Regions from separate parts of the Mus musculus genome. Here region 1 is linked to region 2. A link is a loop called in an ENCODE intact Hi-C map of the cell type or tissue named here. Cell type or tissue: left cerebral cortex. All regions are shown on one strand.

The links. Peaks named below come from ENCODE experiments on the same cell type or tissue, not always from the same donor. Only the 100,000 strongest peaks of a DNase experiment are listed, where the experiment ranks them.
Region 1: it touches region 2 in a loop (2.5-fold over the local background); 7 of 42 quality-filtered maps call a loop at or near these places.

What each region holds. Positions count from the first base shown.
Region 1 is chr14:50,822,406-50,827,405 of GRCm38, forward strand. It overlaps Tep1 (telomerase associated protein 1), which reads right to left. Exons shown (of 55, transcript NM_009351.2): 50 at 4,651-4,794; 51 at 4,408-4,504; 52 at 2,651-2,756; 53 at 2,327-2,544; 54 at 2,100-2,204; 55 at 1,656-1,885. The coding sequence ends at 1,763. Among named protein-coding and RNA genes, the nearest start is that of Gm52116, 11 kb to the right of the region's middle. In left cerebral cortex, CTCF peaks have their summits at 1,024 (motif pointing right) and 2,949; DNase peaks (open chromatin) are centred at 1,913, 2,144, 3,000, 4,382 and 1 more place.
Region 2 is chr14:50,921,902-50,926,901 of GRCm38, forward strand. It overlaps Osgep (O-sialoglycoprotein endopeptidase), which reads right to left and starts at 2,992. Exons shown (of 11, transcript NM_133676.2): 1 at 2,763-2,992. The coding sequence starts at 2,877. It overlaps Apex1 (apurinic/apyrimidinic endonuclease 1), which reads left to right and starts at 3,048. Exons shown (of 5, transcript NM_009687.2): 1 at 3,048-3,128; 2 at 3,312-3,423; 3 at 3,616-3,803; 4 at 4,260-4,452; 5 at 4,555-5,000. The coding sequence starts at 3,369. RefSeq lists a promoter at 2,768-3,240. In left cerebral cortex, no CTCF peak of the experiment used is centred here; DNase peaks (open chromatin) are centred at 3,006 and 4,134; H3K4me3 peaks cover 2,443 bases; H3K27ac peaks cover 1,561 bases.

The DNA of each region.
Region 1 (5,000 bases), 99 kb before region 2:
TGTAGACAGAATACAGGCTCAAAAGATTCACTTTCCCCATCAAAATCCTCTTAATTATACCAGTTCTACAAGATATCCTAATCATCATCAACTGTCAAAAAACTGCATACTCTTTGCCTTAAAACAGATGTTCATGTTTGTATAAATGGCTTCACTGATAAGGATCTAGCCAAATCTACCTACTCTCTTTAAGTATTATACCACTAATACAACTGGCTAGAGAAATGGTCCAGTGGTTACTATAGTGCGCTGCTCTCCAGAGGACTAGAGTTTGGTTCCCAGCACCCATCTCAGGTAGCTCTCAATTTTCCGTACCTCTAGCTCCAGGTCCAACACTGTCTTCTGACCTTCAAGGCACCCTCTTACACACAGAGACATCGACACATAAGTAAAAGTAACTTTAAAAAACGTAAGAACAGATGTGGGTGTTATAAACTTTTCTAAAGAGTACAAGACAGGATCTCACTCTAGATACCCGGCTGTCTCAGAACTGGCTATGTAGGCCAGCATGGCCTAAAATTCAAGAAAAATCCTCCTTCCTTGGCCTCCTAATACAGACTACAGCCATATGCTATGCTTTATAGTAAGGATTACCGAGTCAGGCATGGGATCTCAGACCTTTCATCCCAGCACTCAGGAGGTGAGGAAGGAGTCAGGTAGACCTCTGCGTTCAAGGCCAGAACCTTGTAAGTAAGCAACGTAAATCCATGGCATGATTACTCCACTTGTCAATATGTTGTAAGCTCTATCGACTTCATTTTAGTTTCATTTTTCCTTCCTTTGTTCTTCAAGATAAGGTTTCTCTATATAGTCCTGGCTATCGTGGAACTCCCCCTATAGACCAGGCTGGCCTTGAATTCAAATTCCACCTCCCAAATACCCCTGCCTCTGAACTGGGATTATGAACCATCATGGGCTGACTTCTTTTTAAAGAACACTTTATGAGATTTATTTTTCTTTTATGTATATGAATGAGTGTTTTGGCTGTATGTCTGTGTACCACATGTGAGCATTGCCTATGGAGGCCAGAAGAGGGCGATGGGTTTCCTAGAACTGGAGTTACAGCAAGTTGTAAGCCACCGTGTAGGCACTAAGAATCAAAACCCAGTTCTCTGTAAGAGTGACCAGTGCTCTTAATGGCAGATCCATCTCTCAGCTCCATGAACTTCAATTTGAGGGAGAAATAGATTTGTGATCTCTGTAAGAGTGCCAATTAGTCTACCAATGAATGCTTGCAAGTCAAATGTAAAGTCCAAAGACTCATTCTGCCTTTGGTGCCTGGGTTTCCCACTCTGGCCAGTTAGTTCTGGGGAGAGGGCTGAGTCTGTGACAGGAACCCAGCACAGTCCTAGGTCTATCCGTTTTTTCCTAAATGCTTGCACGTCTACTGACTTTAACTCGCTCTTGTGTCCTTTCATGACCAAACGAGAATTCCTCAGGTCTCTTCAAACTAAGTACTGGCCACCAATAGCCTTCCTTCCTTCTGACAAGAGTGGACCTTAGAACTTAGGCCAGAAAGGGACACAGGAATAGAATCTGCGTGTTAAAGATGCTCATGTTCCTGCAGTTCTCCTTAGATGTTAAATTAGAAAGGAATATCCAGAGCCCTCCCCGTTGATCTAAAATCACCAGCGAACACAATCGGGCATACACTCTAGATCTCTCAACATTTTAGTTTTATAATCTTACTAAGAATATAGACACAGGTGTCTTCAGGCTAGCAGCATCTGTTGACATCATCTTTGTCCTGAGTACTGCATCTTCATTCCCAAGATAGAAAATACAAGTTTCCTTGTGTGTCTCCCACAGCAAGCTGCAGGGGAGAGCTGGGCTCCATCCAAGGTTCCAGACAGCTCACTGGCCCTTCACATCGGAACAAGCCCAGCTGAAACAGGAACAGAAACGGGGGAAGTGAAACTATAGGCCTGAGGTCTCCTTGTTATCTTTCTCTCAAATCAATATCTTAGAAACAGGCCACACCAAGAGAGACTGAGAAAAACAACTTTCATTTCGTTGACACGCCTTAGCCTGCATTCATTTTCTTGCACTAGCCCTTTCTCCGCTTGTGTGCACGTGTGCACACAGAGACCCACACTTACCAGCTGCATACTGGGTCTCTCCCACAGCTTAACATCTCTGTCCTTCGAAGCTGTCACCAGCAATCCCGGAAGCACATGGAGGGCTGTGACAGAGCCCAAGTGGATCTCGGAAAGGAGGGGAACAACATGAGTTCTCAGGGAGACCTTTCACTTACTGAAGCAGCAAAGGCTGCTGCTGAGCCAGATTTAGAACCGCCTCCCTCTATGACCCCTCCCTCCAAGCTCACCTTTTTACACTGCTGTGCCTTTAAATTTGTGGGATCAATCCAGCAATCAATGGAAAAATCCAACTCTGAGTGCGGGGACAACTCTGTCTCCAGAGTCTGAGTTTTAGGTTTTTTTGCTTTTTTCTGCCAAATGTTATCTACGATCCATTCTCCCTCTGAGGTACATTCAGATAAGTTCCACAGCATCCCATCAGAGGTGGCGCACAAAAGGGATGATTCTGCCATTTTAAGAGCAGAGTTAGCCAGGGCTCAAGCCTTGAGGACCCACAAGCCTCCCCTAAGCCACCCCAGAAAGAGCACTCTGGCCCTTCTTCTCCCACTAACCAGACTCAGGTTTGGCCTGAGTGATTGATACTGGGGACCCATTAGGATTATTTAAGTTCAGATTGAAGTCCAGGATCTCTTCAAACTCCCCTGACTCCTTTTGCTCCTGTGAAGGGATAGGTAGAGAGGTAACTTTGTTTAGTTCATGACACAACGCCACTATCAAAGCTCTAAGACAGGATATATATGACACAAAATATTAGTATTACACAAAAACAAAAGACAAAAAACTAAAACCCACCACACCTACAAATAAAATACATGCATCAAGTGAATGCATGTAAGATCTACCCATGCAGTGCCCCTAGGTGGAGATGTGGAACAGTTCTCGATGTTGTTCTCATGCCCAGTCCCAGTTGGTAGGAGAGCCCGAAAGCTGGCAGCAGATTTAAGTGTCTCCACTTATTACAAACTCCACATCAGTGAGATCTCTGTAGTGTGGCCATGTTTGTGACTGGCTTCCTTTGCAGAAGGACATGTCTGTATTTCCCTACTTATCATGTTCTACTTTCTGCTGTCATGCAGTTACATACTGAGAATTGCATGTCCAGGTTGGGCTATGTTGAATTTAGGCTAACACAGACGTGTCTGGGCCTGGCATTTGGGGACTATGTATACTTCTTTCACTTAAGTACATATTTAGGAACAGAATCACTGCTTTCTAGACAGACTTTGTACGTAACTTTAGTAGGTATCCGATTAGGATTTCTTAAAACTTTCCAGAAACAAGAGACCTTAGGAATCTTGGGAATGAAATCTAGCTCTGACAGAATCCCAAACAGTTAAGCATAAAGCATCTGTGAGGTACCTGCACCATGCACCATGACAGAGACACGGTGTAGCCCTTGACCTTAAAATGCTAATACTGACAGAAACCAAAAAAAAAAAAAAAAAAAAAATCACAACTAGGAAACCTAGGAGACAGGCATGGTGGCACAAGCCTTTAATCCCAGAACTAGGGAGGCATATCTCTAAGTTCTAGGCCAGCCTGCCTGCTATATGGAGTGAGTCCCCAGACAGGACAGCAAGAGCTGCACAGAAAGCCTGGAGAGGAGAGATGGCTCAGCAGGTAGGAGCAATTGCCAGCAAGCCTCACAACAGAGTTTGATCTCTAGATCAAACAGTAGAAGAAGAGAACCAACCTCACCAAGTTGTCTTCTAACTTCCACAAACATACTATGGCTTACAAGTGCCCCCCAAACACACACACACACACACACACACACATACACACACACACAAATTAAGATGTAAAAGAGCCAAGCACAGTGTCACTCATCTCTTTGCACTCAGGAAGCAGAGGCAAGCAGATGTCAGTGAGCTCCAGGTCAGTCATGGCTATATAATGAGCCCTTGTCTCAAAACAACTGGAAAGGAGAAGGAAGGAAGGAAGGAAGGAAGGAAGGAAGGAAGGAAGGAAGGAAGGAAGGAAGGAAGGAAGGAAGGAAGGAAGGAAGGAAGGAAAGAGAGAAAAAGAGAGAGAAAGAATGAAAGAAAGGAAGAACGAAGGAGAGAAAGTCCTCCTAGGTGTCTGACTTAAAAAAAACTATACAACTCTGTTTTGCACAATGAAATCTTACATGGAAACTTAGCATCCAAAGATTTAAAGGAGAGTTGCTCTAGGGAAGGGAGATGAGAGCATTGGAGCCACCTGCCTTTCCCTCGCTCGCCTTACACTCCATGGTGGATTCCAAGGTTTAAATCTGTGCATTGGTTCTGCACAGATGGCTGTTGTAACACATCCAAACAGAACTCACCAATATAGAAAGTAATCCGGAGTCCCCCTGCTGCAGGTAGAACAAGCCGTACTCCTTGCTGGTGCACAGTATTGAAGAATGTACTCCATACCTCCTGCTGTTTATAAGAAAGTAAGAGACTGAGCCAGGACTGCCTCTCTTCATGACCCCAGTGCTTTACCCTGAGTCTGACGCAGTCTTGGGGTAACCACAAACCTCTTTTCTTCTTTTTAACACAAGAGGAAAAAGCATTTTAGATCTTACCAGATAGAAGATGGAATAGACCCAGGCTTCATCTCTAGTAATTCCACATCCTCTTTCATCAAGATGAGAGACTGGCCATCAGGGGCCAGACCCAGACCTGTCAAGACTCCCCAGTCCTCCTGCAGAACTCTCTTCAGATGAAGACTGTAGTGCAGAAGACACACACAAAACAGAGAAGGATACTTCTTAACCTAACCTTTCAGACTCTCAAGGACTTCTCATGAATGAAGTATAACGCACAAGGACTGCCCTGCCCCAGATATCCTGTTCCTAACCATCAGTGTGCATGCTTGTTTGCTCTTGTACTGGGATCAGACCCAGAGCTTCTGGCAGGATTAAGACAAGCACTC
Region 2 (5,000 bases):
AACTGGCAACCTACACAATGGGGAAAAAATTGTCACTAATCCCACTGATATCCGAAATATATAAAGAACTCAAGCTAACCACTAAGAAACCAAATAACCCAATTAAAAAATGGGGTACAGAGCTAAACAGAGAATTCACAACAGAAGAATCTCGAATGGCTGAGAAGCACTTAAAAGAAAAGATCAAAGTTCTTAGTCATCAGGGAAATACAAATCAAAACAACCCTGAGATTCCATCTCACACCAGTCAGAATGGCTAAGATCAAAAATTCAGGTGACAGCAGATGCTGGCGAGGATGTGGAGAAAGAGGAACACTCCTCCATTGTTGGTGGGATTGCAAGCTTGTACAACCACTCTGGAAATCAGTCTGGCGGTTCCTCAGAAAATTGGACATAGTATAGTATAGTACTACTGGAGGATCCCGCAATACCTCTCCTGGGCATATATCCAGAAGATGTCCCAACCGGTAAGAAGGACACATGCTCCACTATGTTCATAGCAGCCTTATTTGTAATGGCCAGAAGATGGAAAGAACCCAGATGCCCCTCAACAGAGGAATGGATACAAAAAATGTGGTACATTTACACAGGGAGTACTACTCAGCTATTAAAAAGAATGAATTTATGAAATTCCTAGGCAAATGGTTGGACCTGGAGGGCATCATCCTGAGTGAGGTAACACAATCACAAAAGAACTCAAATGATATGTACTCACTGATAAGTGGATATTAGCTTAGAAACTTAGTATACCCGATATATAAGATACAATTTGCAAAACACATGAAACTGAAGAAGAATGAAGACCAAAGTGTGGACACTTTGCCCCTTTTTAGAATTGGAAGCAATCACCCATGGAAGGAGTTACAGAGACAAAGTTTGGAGCTGAGACAAAAGGATGGACCATCTAGAGACTGCCATATCCAGGGATCTATCCCATAGACAGTCATCCCAAACGATGACACCATTTCATACACTAGCAAGCGTTTGCTGAAAGGACCCTGATATAGCTGTCTCTTGTGAGACTAGGCCGGGGCCTAGCAAACACATAAGTGGATGCTCACAGTCAGCTCTGGGATGGATCACAGGGCCCCTAATGGAGGAGCTAGAAAAAGTATCCAAGGAGCCAAAGAGATCTGCAACCCTGTAGGTGCAACAACATTATGAACTAACCAGTATCCCGGAGCTCTTGACTCTAGCTGCATATGTATCAAATGATGGCCTAGTCGGCCATCACTAGAAAGAGAGGCCCATTGGACATGCAATCTTTATATGCCCCAGTACAGGGGAACGCCAGGGCCAAAAAGTGGGAATGGTGGGTAGGAGAGTGGGGGGCGGGGGTATGGGGGACTTTTGGGATAGCATTGGAAATGTAATTGAGGAAAATACGTAATAAAAATAATATTAAAAAAAAAGAAGTAAAAAACCAACAAAGACACGTTTTAACGATGTAGAAAAACATACTCTACTTGCCTAGGTTTTAAGACATCCTCTTTTCTTTTTTTTCTAAAGATTTATTTATTTTATGTATGTACACTGTAGCTGTCTTCAGACACACCAGAAGAGGGCATTGGATCCTATTATAGATGGTTGTGAGCCACCATGTGAATGCTGGGAATTGAACTCAGGACCTCTGGAAGAGCAATCAGTGCTCTTAACCACTGAGCCATTTCTCCAGCCCAAGATATTCTCTTTTCAAATCTCTACTTTTGAGACAAGGTCACAACATAGGACAGCCTTAAACTCAGATCCTGTCGCAGTCTCCCAGGTGTCACCATTACAGACTGCACCACACACTCTGTTAGCTTTCCAACCTCTACATAGGCTACTGGGGTTTCAGAGATGGTGCTGGTCCACACACAATGTTCAGGAGCAATCTGAGTTTTACAAACTTCCTACTCTTTGTTAACTTTTCCTGTAATTCCATAGAACCCTATGAAAGGTCATATCGTTGGACTTAACATATGATAACTACAGCACTACAACTGTCAGTAGCTTCCCTTTAACCACACGTATCTCAGCCTCTGTGCTTTAGAGCCTACAAGAGTGAGTCCTAAACACACATATATTTCTACTATGTAACCTGAAACATTTCACCTGCTTAGGGAGCCTTCAGAGGTACATGCAGGTTATATGTGTGTGCAAGTTTTGGGAGAGGGTAGGCAAAATACAACTTGTAACTATATTGAGAGTCGTGCAGTGCCTGGTGCTTTTCACATAACTGTCCAAACCCACTGATACCCATTTCCATTCTAAAAGTACCGAAAAACAGACACCTAAAACAGATCGAAAATACAGGAACTCCTCCAGCTTTCCCTCCTCGTTGTAGATTACTTTTATATTTATCACGGTGCAGTGTAAACCAATCTCTATGTGCATCTACAGCGCTGCCTCGGAACACATATTTTCGGATGCTTAGCTCATTAAAGTTGCTCGATAAAATCAGAATACAACCGGGGGTAGTGGCTCATGCCTTTAATTCCAGCAGTCAAGAGTCTACACAGCAAGTTCCAGGTCAGTAAAGGTTACAAGGAGAGACCCTGTCTCAAAAAAATGCATGAAAAAACCCAAAAACAAAACCTGAACGAACCCACGTGACCTAGCCCCAGGTGTCTGACTCTTCTAGTCAAAAGTTACCAACCAAACGCACAATCAGGGGAGTCTGGAGTGGGGAAGCCTGTAAAATCTGACATAGGCAACAGTGTGGAATATCGGACAGAACAAAACTGGACAAGGAGCCGGGAAGCGCGGCCGCAGCCACTCACCGGTGCCCGGGGCCGTGACGTAAGTGCGCCGCGGGTTCGCCAGCACCGTGCCGTCGCGGACCACGCCCACGCCGATCTTGTTGGCGCTGCCTTCGAACCCCAGCACCGCGGGCATGGTGCCTCACGGCTCCCGGTCGTGAGGCCGAGTGACGAGCTGTAACCGGCACTACCACGAACAACCCAGAACCAAGCGAAGGGACTTTCGGGCGCCAGAAGTTATGTCACGAGGTGCCAGGAGGACCAATCATCGCGCTCCAGAACCACGTGGGGGCGGAGCCCTCGAATCACGTGACCACACCAATCGCCCACGTGGGAACAGGCAGACTCCATTCTTTGTGCCGTGAGGGTCTCTGGCTTCGTTGGGAGGTCAGGTACCTTGTTCTAGCGCGTTTCGCGACCCTGCTCGCTGAAGGGCCTAACGCGGGCGAGGGGCTGCATTGCTCGTGGCGGGCCAGGCCGGAAGAACCGCAGCCCCGGGTGTGCAAACGCCTACGGGAGGCGCCTCGCTGCCTCTCCTTGTGTTTTGATTTCATCGTTTCTTATCTGCAGGCAGCGCAGTAAACACTGCTTCGGTGCTCCAGGAGCCTAAGGGCTTTCGTCACAGCGATGCCAAAGCGGGGAAAGAAAGCGGCGGCCGACGACGGGGAAGAACCCAAGTCGGGTAAGCGTGCCCAACCCCACCCCCCAGGCAAGTTCAGGGCTTTACTAGACCGCCATGAATTACGGTAAATATGGACCAAGTTACGTTGCTGGGTTCCGAGAAGTTTGTGTAATTAGAACGCCTAATGAGGTTAGAGTTAACTCTGGCCTGAGGTTGGAACTGCCAGCTCTTACTACTTTACCCATTTTATAGAGCCAGAGACCAAGAAGAGTAAGGGGGCAGCAAAGAAAACCGAGAAGGAGGCCGCGGGAGAGGGCCCTGTCCTGTACGAGGACCCTCCAGATCAGAAAACCTCACCCAGTGGCAAATCTGCCACACTCAAGATATGCTCCTGGAATGTGGATGGGCTTCGAGCCTGGATTAAAAAGAAAGGTTTGGATGTGAGTACAGTTCAGAATCGGGAAGTAGACCTTTCTTGGTTGACTCGTCTTAAGGACCAATCATCTTGTTTCCTTTGAAACGTTATTTTTCGCGTCTGTAGATGCCCCCCCGGGGGGTTGGTGGAGGGCTCCTAAAAGCCTATATAAACCCCAACAACTCCCTCATTTCATTTTTTAAAAAAACTAGTCTAGACTGTTTGCCCCCCCCCCCCCCGCTTTTGGGTTACTTAGCATATCCTCAATCCCAGTAACTACTTAAGATCCAAATGGGAGCGAGCGTTCTGCAGTTGACAGCACATTGTGCTTCCGAAGGTTCCAGTTAGGTTTCCAGCACCCCAGTCAGGTGACTAACGGACACTCACTCACATACAAGATTTGTTTATATTCTGCTGCTCGAATGCCTTCTGTGTATAGCATGTAGCACATAAAATTTTAATTTTCCACATTTCCATTCAGTGGGTAAAGGAAGAAGCACCAGATATCTTGTGCCTCCAAGAGACCAAGTGCTCGGAGAACAAACTCCCGGCTGAACTGCAAGAGCTGCCTGGACTCACCCATCAGTACTGGTCAGCTCCGTCAGACAAAGAAGGATACAGTGGTGTGGGCCTACTTTCCCGCCAGTGCCCGCTAAAAGTCTCTTATGGCATTGGTGAGACCTTAATGACATTCATGTCTGAATGTTCTTCAGTTAACTCTACTACTTTTTCTTAGACCTTTCTTAAAATTTTTACACTGGTTTTTATTTTTATAGGCGAGGAAGAACATGATCAAGAAGGCCGGGTGATTGTGGCTGAATTTGAGTCCTTTGTCCTGGTAACAGCCTATGTTCCCAATGCAGGCAGGGGTCTGGTAAGACTGGAATACCGACAGCGTTGGGATGAAGCCTTCCGAAAGTTTCTAAAGGACTTGGCTTCCAGAAAGCCTCTTGTGCTATGTGGGGATCTCAATGTGGCTCATGAAGAAATTGACCTCCGTAACCCCAAAGGAAACAAAAAGAATGCTGGCTTTACTCCCCAGGAGCGCCAAGGTTTTGGGGAACTGCTACAAGCTGTACCATTGGCTGACAGCTTCCGGCATCTCTACCCCAACACTGCTTACGCTTACACTTTCTGGACTTACATGATGAATGCCCGCTCTAAGAATGTTGGTTGGCGCCTTGATTACTTTTTGCTTTCCCACTCTCTTTTACCTGCATTG